Regions from separate parts of the Homo sapiens genome. Here regions 1, 2 and 4 are each linked to region 3. The links are chromatin contacts, found by Hi-C or POLR2A ChIA-PET in ENCODE. All regions are on one chromosome and are shown on one strand. Each heading gives the region's core, a stretch centred on a gene start or an enhancer-like site at or near the end of the contact. The rest is flanking DNA. Distances are from core to core; before and after follow the strand shown.

The links. A loop is a pair of places that touch in the nucleus more often than their neighbours do. ChIA-PET counts read pairs that join two places held with the same protein, here RNA polymerase II (POLR2A). Pooled maps may share reads with other maps.
Region 1: a loop to region 3 is called in a map of B cell, with 24 times the contacts of the local background. The contact joins the promoter of PIK3CB here to the promoter of STAG1 in region 3. A Hi-C loop is called at or near these places in 3 of 168 maps with a recorded cell type or tissue (B cell, CD4-positive, alpha-beta memory T cell and naive thymus-derived CD4-positive, alpha-beta T cell), 1 of 37 single-sample maps with no recorded cell type and 9 of 50 pooled maps. POLR2A ChIA-PET finds 5 or more read pairs at or near these places in 1 of 52 experiments (T-cell).
Region 2: a map of B cell shows a loop between it and region 3 (19-fold over the local background). The contact joins the promoter of RYK here to the promoter of STAG1 in region 3. A Hi-C loop is called at or near these places in 2 of 168 maps with a recorded cell type or tissue (B cell and naive thymus-derived CD4-positive, alpha-beta T cell) and 8 of 50 pooled maps.
Region 4: a map of CD8-positive, alpha-beta T cell shows a loop between it and region 3 (5-fold over the local background). The contact joins the promoter of MRPS22 here to the promoter of STAG1 in region 3. A Hi-C loop is called at or near these places in 1 of 168 maps with a recorded cell type or tissue (CD8-positive, alpha-beta T cell) and 9 of 50 pooled maps. POLR2A ChIA-PET finds 5 or more read pairs at or near these places in 1 of 52 experiments (A673).

What each region holds. Positions count from the first base shown.
Region 1 is chr3:138,833,543-138,836,242 of GRCh38, reverse strand. PIK3CB (phosphatidylinositol-4,5-bisphosphate 3-kinase catalytic subunit beta) reads left to right here and starts at 1,315. Exons shown (of 24, transcript NM_006219.3): 1 at 1,315-1,548. RefSeq lists a silencer at 1,079-1,818.
Region 2 is chr3:134,249,543-134,252,242 of GRCh38, reverse strand. It overlaps RYK (receptor like tyrosine kinase), which reads left to right and starts at 1,384. Exons shown (of 15, transcript NM_002958.4): 1 at 1,384-1,820. The coding sequence starts at 1,589. RefSeq lists a silencer at 1,210-2,029 and an enhancer at 1,365-2,143.
Region 3 is chr3:136,750,941-136,753,640 of GRCh38, reverse strand. STAG1 (STAG1 cohesin complex component) reads left to right here and starts at 1,263. Exons shown (of 34, transcript NM_005862.3): 1 at 1,263-1,446. It overlaps STAG1-DT (STAG1 divergent transcript), which reads right to left and starts at 970. Exons shown (of 1, transcript NR_185911.1): 1 at 1-970. RefSeq lists enhancers at 1-886, 680-999, 887-1,818 and silencers at 1,010-1,239, 1,560-1,939.
Region 4 is chr3:139,342,710-139,345,632 of GRCh38, reverse strand. MRPS22 (mitochondrial ribosomal protein S22) reads right to left here and starts at 1,613. Exons shown (of 8, transcript NM_020191.4): 1 at 1,435-1,613. The coding sequence starts at 1,606. RefSeq lists enhancers at 1,006-1,125, 1,136-1,235, 1,212-1,506, 1,466-1,555.

The DNA of each region.
Region 1 (2,700 bases), core at 66-2,565, 2.1 Mb before region 3:
TGTGAACTCCTGGGCTCAAGTGATCTGCCCACCTCGGCCTCCCAAAGTGTTGGTATTACAGCCTCTTCTGGAATTTATTTTTCAATGTTCTTGCTTTAAATCGAAAGTCAATTAAAACCAGGATCATTGGCCGGGCACGGTGGCTCATGTCTGTAATCCCAGCCCTTTGGGAGGCCGAGGCGGGCTGATCACCTGAGGTCGGGAGTTCGAGACCAGCCTGACCAACGTGGAGAAACCCCGTCTCTACTAAAAATACAAAATTAGCCAGGCGTGGTGGCGCATGCCTGTAATCCTCAGGAAGGCTGAGGCAGGAGAATCGCTTGACCGGGGGACGCAGAGTTGCGGTGAGCCAAGATCGCGCCATTGCACTCCAGCCTGGGCAACAGTAGCGAAACTCTCATTCAAAATAAGTAAATAAATAAAAAATAAAAAAACTAGGATCATTTCTCAAATAAACTATTGGTTTGTCACTTAATTGATTTGTCACGTTTGCTTTTTATTATGTTGTACTTCTAGATTTTATCCCTGACTACTCAACTATTTGTCCAGGGTAATATAGGAGCATTACGTTAGAATATACTAGCTTTGGAGTGAGTTAAAATGTTGGTTTTCAGTAAGTAAAATTTAAGTGTCCCACTAGAAAGAGGACTGTGATTTTTCGCGGTTGGGGTCAAAGGTAACAGGAAACAAGGTAGGCAAAAAGGGGTAAAGTTTAAGGCTCTGCAGACAAATGTTAGGTGTTGTTACTGCAAAATTGAACAAAGAACAAGAATCTTGGGCTTGAAAGCCTGGACTTTTCCCTAGAAACAACCATTCACAGTGTAGGGACTGAAGGGCCAGCTGTGAGGCAGCCGAGCTAGCGCCCTATCCTCACAAAGGGAGTGAAAGACGGAGACGGGTATCGGGAAAAAAATAAGTGCTGCGTCCAAGAATTTAGGAGTCAGTCCATGTCGCAGAACAGGGAGAAGGGCTGGGAAGAAAAGGCCAGCAAGGAACCTAGGAAGAGCGGAATCTCTCGGGAGGAGGTTATGGAGGCCGCAGCGGGTGATGGGTCTCTCCTGAAGGCGACTTGCCGGGGATTCCCTATTCCGCAGTCCTCTGGGAGTCGCAAAGAGAGTTAGGAAAGGCCGTGCAGCAGCGTCGCAGCCGGGCTGGCAACGGTAGAGGAATCGGCAGTGAGGCCTCTCCCCACACCCTGCCAGCCCAACTGCCGCCGCCGCCGCCGCCGCCACCGCGGGGCCCGGGATTGGCCCGAGGGCGGCGCAGGGCGGGGCGGGGGCTGCTGGGATGCAGGCCTGAGAGGCTGGCGCGCGCGCACACGGGCGCGGGTTCGGCGGCGGCGCGCGCGTGCTCTGTCGGCCTGTGCGGCGCTGCGGCGGAGCGGGCCATGGCAGTGGGGAGGGGGCGAGTGTAGTGCTGCGCGGGGCAGGCGGGAGGTGATCGAGAGAGGCAGGGATGGGGGCGCCGGAGTGGAGCGGTTGCGGCGGCCTGGGCTGCTGACTGCGCACTTGGAATAGTAGCAGGCGGCGGCGGCGGAACGCCAGGCAGGTGAGTGCGGCGGCCGGGACCCGGATGCGGCGCGGCTGAGGGGCGGCTGGGTCGCGGCGCCGGCTGCGGTGCCCCCGGGCGTGCTGGCGGTGCGTTCTAGCTTGCCGCTACCTGCGGCGCTGGCGACTCTTGTGGTTGCACCGCGCTTCCTGCCAGCTTGGAGGATAACCGCCTACCGGCCGGTGGGGGCGTCTGGCTTGGTTGCGGCCCGCCCTGGGCTCTCCAAGGTGAGTGGCGCCCCCCGGCCCCTGGGCGGCAGAGACGCTGCCGGGCGTCCCGGGTCACTGTCGCTTTGGGTCCCGTTCCTGAGGGGCGTTTCTGTGGAGAGACGGCGTACTCGCGCCCCGCGTCTATGCGGACACCTCCGGAACTTCCCGACCCTCAGGTGCCTTTTTGCGCAGAAGTGTATTTCAGAGGCGTGGACCCAGGGTTATTAGGTTATGGACATGTTTTCGAATCCCAACGCCGCTGCTGACCAGTCCTGGGGCCTTGGGCCAAAATATCCTGATGTGTTAAATGGAAATAATAATACATACACCATAAGGTTGTTGTGAGGTTAGGCATAACTGAACAAGTGCTAAGTAAATGATACCCCTGCTGCAGCATCTCGTGTTAGCTATTGCTAATTCCTGGCTGCTGGCGTGCGTTTGGGGGCACATTTATTTCCGATCTGCTCTGGTGTTGCAGTAACCGATACTGGAGTTGCTTAATATTGGAGCCTGTTAACCTCGCAGTGGCCAAAATAGAATCCTATAGTCCCTTACTAGAATCCTGCAGTCTCTTCCCGCAGGGCTGAATTGGAACCCTGTCTCAGGTACTGAGTGGGAATTACTGCTGAAATGAAACCGAGCAAATTCGGGATTCGCTTAGGATGAAAGATGGTGGGACGTAAACTTGAAGTGCTTTGCTGTTTCATCTCAAGTGACACTTGAACTCTGCCACTTGTTACAGAGTTATAAACACACGAAGAGTATGGAAACAGACTCTTTTTTCTGCATTGCTACATCCAAAGGGAGTGACAAGTGCTTTTGTAAACATCATTGTGGGCAGTGTGACTGTCTGGTGAAGTCATGATAATTAAATGAGTACTTATTTTGAAGCACTGAATGGAAGTTTGGAGATATGATTCGTAATAAAATTGTCTCCAACGAG
Region 2 (2,700 bases), core at 135-2,634, 2.5 Mb after region 3:
CCCTTCCCTGAGGATAAAAATAACCGCTTCCCAGGGCCTCACTGCGATGGAGCAACTGTGCCCCGAAGCCAGGCCTAGCTGTCAGAGCAGCTGCTCCCCGAGGCACGGCCCCGCGAGAGCCTTGGGGTCAGGACGGGGGCCTGTCCGCAGGGACGAGGTGTCCCAGGACAGGGCAGGGGCCCTTGGAGCCTCACCAAGAGAGGGGGCACTGGTGCAAGTTTGACCGCGATGGTGGGCGGCTCACAAAAATACATCAGGAGGCCCGGAAGTCCATGCACTGGCTGGCTCCACCGCCTTTAAGTACACGAGGTCTATCTGCAGTTCTTAACCTCTTTGAGGGCACAAGGACTCCCTAGAACAAATGATGACATACCACCTCTCTGTGTGCAATCAAGCATACACACAACACACAGAAACATGGACGTGGACACAAATACGCACGGAGACACATACACTTTTGCACACAGTTTCATATTATTGGAAGGCTGTCGAAGCCTGGTATGGACCACAGATTAACAACCCCAAAGGCAGGTTGATTATAGTGATGCAGAACGATTATAAAAAAAATAACAATTTGGCAGGGCGCGGTGGCTTACACCTGTAATCCCAGCACTTTGGGAGGCCGAGGTCAGTTGATCACGTGAGGTCAGGAGTTCGAGACCAACCCGGCCAACATGGTGAAACCCCGTCTCTACTAAAAATACAAAAAAATTAGTCGGGCATGGTTGCGGGCGCCTGTAATCCCAGCTACTCGGGAGGCTGAGGCAGGAGAATGGCTTGAACCTAGGAGGCAGAGGTTGCAGTGAGCCGAGATCGTGCCAGTGCACTCCAGCTTGGGTGACGGAGCAAGACTTCGTCTCAAAATAAATAAATAAAAATATAAAAATAAATAAAATTTTGTAACGTAAAAATAGGGTTAGTAAAGCGTGCTAAGATCTTTCTGGAAAACAAATATATGTAGTATAAATTCTAATAATAGATACGGAAACGATAAAGTTGATCACCGATGGTAAGATAAAGGATGATTTCTATTTATTTGAGTTTTCCCACTAAACAGGAAAGCATGCTGCTTTTTCGCAACCAGAACGGCCGCATCCAGGCGTTTCCGGGGACCTGGGGCGCCCACTGAGCTGCAGGCGCGGCCGGTGGCTCCAGCCTGGCCCGTCCGTCGGGAAAGGAGGGTTACAGACAATAGACAAGCAAACATTAGACGCAGTGACCGCGTGGGGCGGGGACCGGCTCTTGCGGAGAGGGTGACCCGAGCCCTTCGCCCGCCGAGGCACTTTAAAACCCCAGCGCGTTGCCCAGGCCGGCCCGCCCAGAGCGAAAGGTGCGTGCGCGCTCCCGGGGAGGCGGCGGCGCGCACGGGCGCGTCCCGCGGGCAGCCCCCAACTCCGGACGATGCAGCGAGGAGGCGGCGGCGGCGGCGCGCTCCGGAGGTCTGAAGCCACTGCTGGCTGCCACGGGCCGGCGGTGCGATGAGCTGGGCAGCCGCCCCCGGCTCGGGGCTGTGAGCGGCTCGGGGCCGGGGGTGGGCGGCGGTGCGGCGGGCGGCCGACGCTCCTCTTCGGCGGCGGCGGCGGCGGCCATGCGTGGGGCGGCGCGGCTGGGGCGGCCGGGCCGGAGTTGCCTCCCGGGGGCCCGCGGCCTGAGGGCCCCGCCGCCGCCGCCGCTGCTGCTTCTGCTTGCGCTGTTGCCGCTGCTGCCCGCGCCTGGCGCTGCCGCCGCCCCCGCCCCGCGGCCCCCGGAGCTGCAGTCGGCTTCCGCGGGGCCCAGCGTGAGTCTCTACCTGAGCGAGGACGAGGTGCGCCGGCTGATCGGTGAGTGGGGCCGCCGAGGCCGGGGCGGGCAGGTCGGGCCGGCTGGGGCAGCTTCCGGCCGCCGGCGGATCAGTCTGCGAGCCGTGGACCTCGGGCGAGTACCCTCCCCGCCCCCCGCGCCCGGATTCGCCTCGCGGCCCGGTCTCTGCCTGCCGTGCTGGCTGGGAGGTGTGGTCCCTGCCCGGTCCCCAGCTCTGGGTCAGCCTTCGTGCCGCCCTCGCTGCCCCGCCGCGATAGACCCAGATTCACCCCATCCCATCCTCCTCACTGCCTCCTTAGCCCTTCTCCCTAGAAGAGTCAGTCACCCTTACAACTTTTTTTCCTTGCTGCACGAAGTTTTTTTGACGCTTTCTATGTGTGTCACTCTAGGGCCCTCGATTTTGAATATCTCGAAATTCACGTTTTAGACTGAACTTGCAAACCCTTTGCTGTGGTTTTGATGCTCCAGTAGAGGCCACGCTCTGTGCTTACCCTTTTACAAAAAAAAAAAAAAAAAAAAAAAAAACGAGAGAGAAAGAAGGGGAGGTTATAAGGGCACCAAATGTTCGTGGCAGCCTCCAACTCTTGGGACGTAGATTTGGAGCATATGCTTAGATTCTAAGCATATTTTTAGTGAATGAATCGCCAGGTAGCAGACCTTTTTAGTTTCAATACCTTTTTGGTTTTTGCATTGGGTGTGTTGGGAGTTTGGACTGACTCTGTACTTCTGGGCCACTCTCCTACTTTTGAGTATCTTGAAGGGAAACAAGAACTTAGTCTTGGGTCGGTTTGTGGTTCCATTTACTTGCTTAGCTTTGTTGTTTGGGGAATTAATTTGAAAAATTGCTGGGGTCTTATGTTAGGACTTTGTGGATTCTGGAAATGACCCCTTAGAGGAAGA
Region 3 (2,700 bases), core at 14-2,513:
AGTCACGAATTCATATCCAATCTGGTCAGTTATGACTTCCTCCAGCGAAAAGCCACACATCTTGCAAACCCTTGAGAGAGAAAACACAAATAGGGGTAACCTACTGGAGACAGGCCCTTAAGACTATAAAGTAGTTGAGCGATTCCATACTGAAATAGAGTTGGCTATAGCGATAGAGAAGTTAGTCATATATGGGGCTAATGATCCAGGAGAGTAAGGATTCACTTTTGTGGTGAAAAGTTGTAAGCAGGTGAAAGGTAGGGATCCATGGCCACGGACGGGCAGGTGGAGATCAGGGAAGAGGCGACGTTAAACATAAATAGTTTGTTAATGATTTCACCTTACTGATTATTTCTCTTTTGGCATCTAGAAGGCTAAGATTCTCATGTGTATTTCAGAGCTACTGAAAGTAGTCCTAGGTTGTGGAGGGAGAAATCCACTTTCACAGCTGAGTCTATCTTCTCAGTCTAGTTATATTCTCCTCTCACAAACTAGCCAATGCTGCCGCCTTATGCAAAGCCGACACCACGGAAAGATGTGCTTTACAGAGGCAGGATGACGCCAATCGGCCTAGGGCCGGCGGTGTTTCGTCTAGATTAATGGCGAGGGAAGTCCCCAATAGTCCTTTTGAAACCTTTTCACTCTTGCCTGGTGAAAGCGCTTGTCAGCCGTAAATCGCGAATACAATGCTAAGCTCTGAGGCCCTTGCTAAATCCAAGTAGGAGCAGGGATCTGCGCGGCCTCACCCTCGGGTTTCCGCAGGGCGTCTCGAGAGCTGCGGATGGGGGCAGCAGGAGCCGGGCGGGAACAGAGGAAAGCGCCGGCCCTGAGACCTAGGGAGGAGCCTCGGTGAAGGAACCCGGGGCGGGTTCCTGCCTAGATCTCCAAGAAGCTCCAAAAATGGCGGGCGGCAACTCGGCGAGCCGGACGCGCAGGCGCCACCGTGGCCGTCCTTCCGCCAGCCGCGGGCGGCCCAAGAACCGTCCACAGCGCCCTTATCCAGAAGCCTACGCCTCTCGCGATTGGCTGAACTGCGCGAGCGCTCCGTGTGGGGGCGGGGCCGCCACGCAGCGGCCACGTTTCCCGCCCCGCTGGTGCGCGTGCGCGCAATCCCCACTGGAAAGCGTTTGCGCGCGCCCCTGCCGCGGCCCCTAGCTCGCGCCTCAGCTCCCTCCCCTTTCCGGGCAGGCCCGTCCCGTCAGCAAGGCAGTGAGCACCGCGGCCAGCAGAGGGCGGTCCGGACCCAAGTCTGCAGCGGCGCCATTGGCGTGTGGAAAATGCCACCAGATGGCGGGTTAGGATTGCAGCTCCGTTGAAGGCGCGGCCCCCGCTCCCGAACCCCCGGCGACCACCCCGTAACAACCCCCCCACATCGGGAATAACACACCGGAGACTTTTGGGGGGAAACTAGGTCGATGGTCGGCGGCGCCCGGATGGGCAGCTGAGGTGAGTGCGGGCGGCGGCGACGGCGGCGGGGGGCGGGAAAGAGGGGGAATGCGGCGGCAGCGGCGCGGGGGCTGGAAGCGCCGATCCAAGATGGAGGCCGGGCGAGAGCGAGAGAGCGCGAGCGGCGAGCGGGCGGGCCGGGCGCGGGCCCCGTGCGGGGGAGGGAGGCCGCGCGGGCCTGTGCGGGGTGCGGCGGTCGTGGGCCGTCCGAGTGCCCGGAGAGACGTCTGTGGGCGCGGTGGGCACCCCGGCGTCTTCGTCGCTTGCCACCCCTCCCGCGGGCACCAAAAATTTTGCCCCCGCCCGCCCGGGCACTACGGCGACAGGCGCGGAAGCCTTTGTGGCGCGCTCGGGCCCGCCGCCAAGCCCGCCCTCCGCCCCCCCCCGCCCGGGCTCTCGGGAGTCGCCCGCGCCCAGCGGGGCCGGGCCGACGCGGGCTGGCGCGAATGCCTTCCGCCGCCTGCCGACCTGCGTTTCTGCGGTGTTTTAGCGGCGGCGGCGTCACATGACAACGAGTTCATTTCAGCGGAGGGGCCTGGGGGGTCGCTCGGCGGGGCGGCTGGCCCAGGCTTCTTGTTGGCGGGGTGGGGCAGCGGGGTGGCGGCTGGGGGAGATGCATCAATGCTGGGCTTTCCAGCTATCTGCCCTCTCAGCCCCCGACGGGGGCCTCCTTGTGAAACGTGTCCAGGCCTAAGCACTGCCCCGCTAGTTTGCCAGTCCCCTGAGAGACGAGGCCAATAAAAGTTGTTTTCCCTCCTTTCTCGAGGTGGGGGCGGGGTGGGAAACTAGAGTGCTTGGAGTTGGACCTGAGCCCCGTTTGCAGGGTCCGAACTGGGTTCTTCTTGTATGGTATGGGTACTAAGAAATTTTCAGGTTTTAGGATTGTCACGTCACCCCCATCTACCCACATTTGAAATGTTATCTGTCGATTCTCTTCACATTGCAGGGAATCGTGCTCCGGGAGTATAAGTCATAGGATAGTTTTGGACACTTACAGACAAAAAAAAAACAAAAAAAAAAAACGCAATTTGTCATAAAAAAAAATTATTTGCTGTTAAAGTTGGTGTTAAGATGGATAGAGTTTATTCTCGTGATTCTGACTAGAAAGACTTGCATCTTCGCAAAAATAGTGTTTACTTGAGAAAGTATCTGAATTGGCACAAAGTTGTGTGATTTGTAACTTATCTGGAATTTGAATGACTCTACATTTTAGTTTTCCTCGTGTTTTAAGAAAATTGCACATTCCGATGGTGA
Region 4 (2,923 bases), core at 364-2,863, 2.6 Mb before region 3:
ACAGTAATCAAATAGCTGTAGTAATAATAACAGTAATTATAAGAGCTACCATTTATTAGCTATTTACTACATGCCAATACTGACTGAGCTAAGTACTTTACACATTCAGCCCATTTAATACTCACAACAACCCATGAGGTAAACACGAAGATTATCCCAATTTTACAAAAAAAAAAAAAAAACAAAAAAAAAAACACCACTGGCAGAGAACATACTGATTGTTTGCCTTCATAAATCTCATTTTAATCCTCCATTTCCCACTGCCACTACTCTAGTCAAGGCTATCCTCATCTCTTGCATCAGCCTCCCTTTCTCCATTCTGGCCCCACTACAGATCATTCTCCACAGAGCAACCAGAGTAATCTCTTTAAAATGTAATCAAGATTACTCCCAAGCTTAAAATTCACGAATGGCTTCCAACCTCATTTAGAAAAAAAGTTAAGGTGGTCTGCTTACCTACACTATGTCTCTCACTAAGTGATGTGCTCTATGAAGACCAGACCTTGTCTTATACTCATCTCTGGCACCCAGGGTTCCTCAGGGTATCCAGCACACAGCAAGTGCTCAGCACTACTCTCTCCTCAGTCTCACCCATTCACTCACCTTTAGTTACCATTTTTACTCCGATGTTCCTCACTTTATATTTAACTCCATACTAAACAGTTGACTCTTAAAGTCACCTCAAATTTAATGTGTCCCAAATAGGTTTAATTCCGCCTCCTTTCCCATCTCCTGATCTCATCTACTCCTGCACTACCCCCGCCCCCAAAATAACGGTTCCAACAATTAATTAATCTTCTTCATCTTGGTGTAAATGGGACAACCCTCTATTCCAATCAAAAACTTAAGAAACAATCTTAATTTGTCCCTTTAAACTCATATCCAAAGCCTTAATCAAGCCTTATCAATCCTACCTCCAAAATGGGTTCCCAAATATCTGTGCTCAGTCTCATTTCTGGACATCTGCTACTGTCCCCTATGCTTGAGAAGCTTCTTGCTTTCTCCTTAGCATGGCTAACCAGATCTCAGCTTTGGTCATATTTGCCAGGAACCCTTCCCTGACCTTCCAACCTAGTTTGAGTGCCTCTCCTGTGTGCGTCCCCTATAACAACCCGGGTCACACTGCACTGCCAATTCCCCATGGACATGAGTTCCCACAGGGAAATGTCTGTGTCAGTCTTAGTTTGCCATATCCCACAGAGCTTAGCACAGTGCTCTGCACGGAGCGGAACTCAGGCACTGTAGTTGAGTGAGTGAACGAATGAACAGATATGCAGGTGATGACAAACTCTACAGGTACAGAAGGAAGACAGCTGAATCTGAGGAAGCGCTAGGATACGTGTCGCGGGGGCTATCGCGTGGTTTTCGCCTGCCAGAAACAGGATCTACGTCTCCCAGAAGAACGCCCCAGCGAAAGTCCGGAAGGTCACTTACCGGCCTCGGAGCTGAACCGGCGGCGTGGCAGCCCCATCTCGAAAGAGCAAGGTAGCGGTTGGAGCAGGCCACCGTGCCAGGGCTGGATTCGAGCCCGGAAACAGACCCGTTCCACGCCCGGAGAACTCCTCAAGAGGCTCCACAGCAATACAGTTGTTCCGAGGGGCGCCATGATTATCAGAAGCCACTTGCGCCGGAAGTGGTTGGGAGGGATTCCGAGTCACACCCAGTTCTTGCAGCACTCTGGGAAATGTAGTCTAGTTAAAGGCGGAAAGGGCCGGAAGTCTTCCGGGCCCTTATAGATTGTTTCTTCTAAACTACTTATTCACAAGTAGACGGTGTTTATGTCCTTCCCTATGCATAAAGTTAAAACTTACACCTTTTTCCCTATATGCTCTTTTTCCTACCCGTTTCCATCGTTCTAAATAACAAATTTCCGGCCAGGCGCCGTGGCTCACGCCTGTAATCCCAGCAGTCTGGGAGGCCAAGGCGGGCGGATCACCTGAGGTCAGGAGTTCGAGATTAGCCTGGCCAACATGGTGAAACCCCCGTCTCTACTAAAAATATAAAAATTAGCCAAGCATGGTGGCGGGCGCCTGTACCAGGAGAATCGCTTGAACCGAGGAGGCAAAGGTTGCATTGAGCCAAGATCGTGCCATTGCACTCCAGCCTGAGCAACAAAGCAAGACTCCATCTCAAATAAACAAACAAACAAACACTCTAGCCTGGGTGACAGAGTGAGACTCTTGTCTCAAATAAATACATAATTTATGTATTCCACTTCCTGCCCAAACCTTCTCCCCCATCCTCAGGTTTAAATCCAACTACTTCTTAAATTTCTCCATCCACACTGCTCACATGCACCCTAAATCTAACTCCTGACTCCAAGCCCTGATTACCACCACCACCACTGCCACTGCCAATTCATACACCTGATTCTCTGTCTCAACACTTATTCCTTTCCTTTATAGCCCATTTTATAATCTGTTATTTTGCTCTTTATCTGCTTATTTCTTTTTCTCACCCCATGAACACAGTGACTCTACATATTTTATTGCAATATCACCTAGCCTAGTACATCTACGTGCACAGCAAACTTTTGTTGAATAAATGAATGAATGATTAAATGATTCTTTACATTTTTTCCAGCTATCCAGGATGTGCAGGTCTTATCCTTCTCTAGACTATAGATTGGTGCCTGTGCTAAGCACTTATCCCAAGGCCTGGGAAAACAGGGTGTTAGTAAACTCTTGTTTGACTTAGCTGGATGAATAGACTCACCTTCCAGCCTCAGCTATTTTCCCCCAACTTAGCATTAATATTAACAGTGCTGTTTATGAACTCATTCCCTATTTGGGAGGGGAAGGGAGAGCACTAGGCTTGGTGCCTATTTAGGCAAGTCTGCTGCCCTGCACTTCCCAATGCTTACACCTACATGATAGCAGGTGTCAGAGACTAGTGGCAGGATGAATGCAGGTGTCTCCCAGCC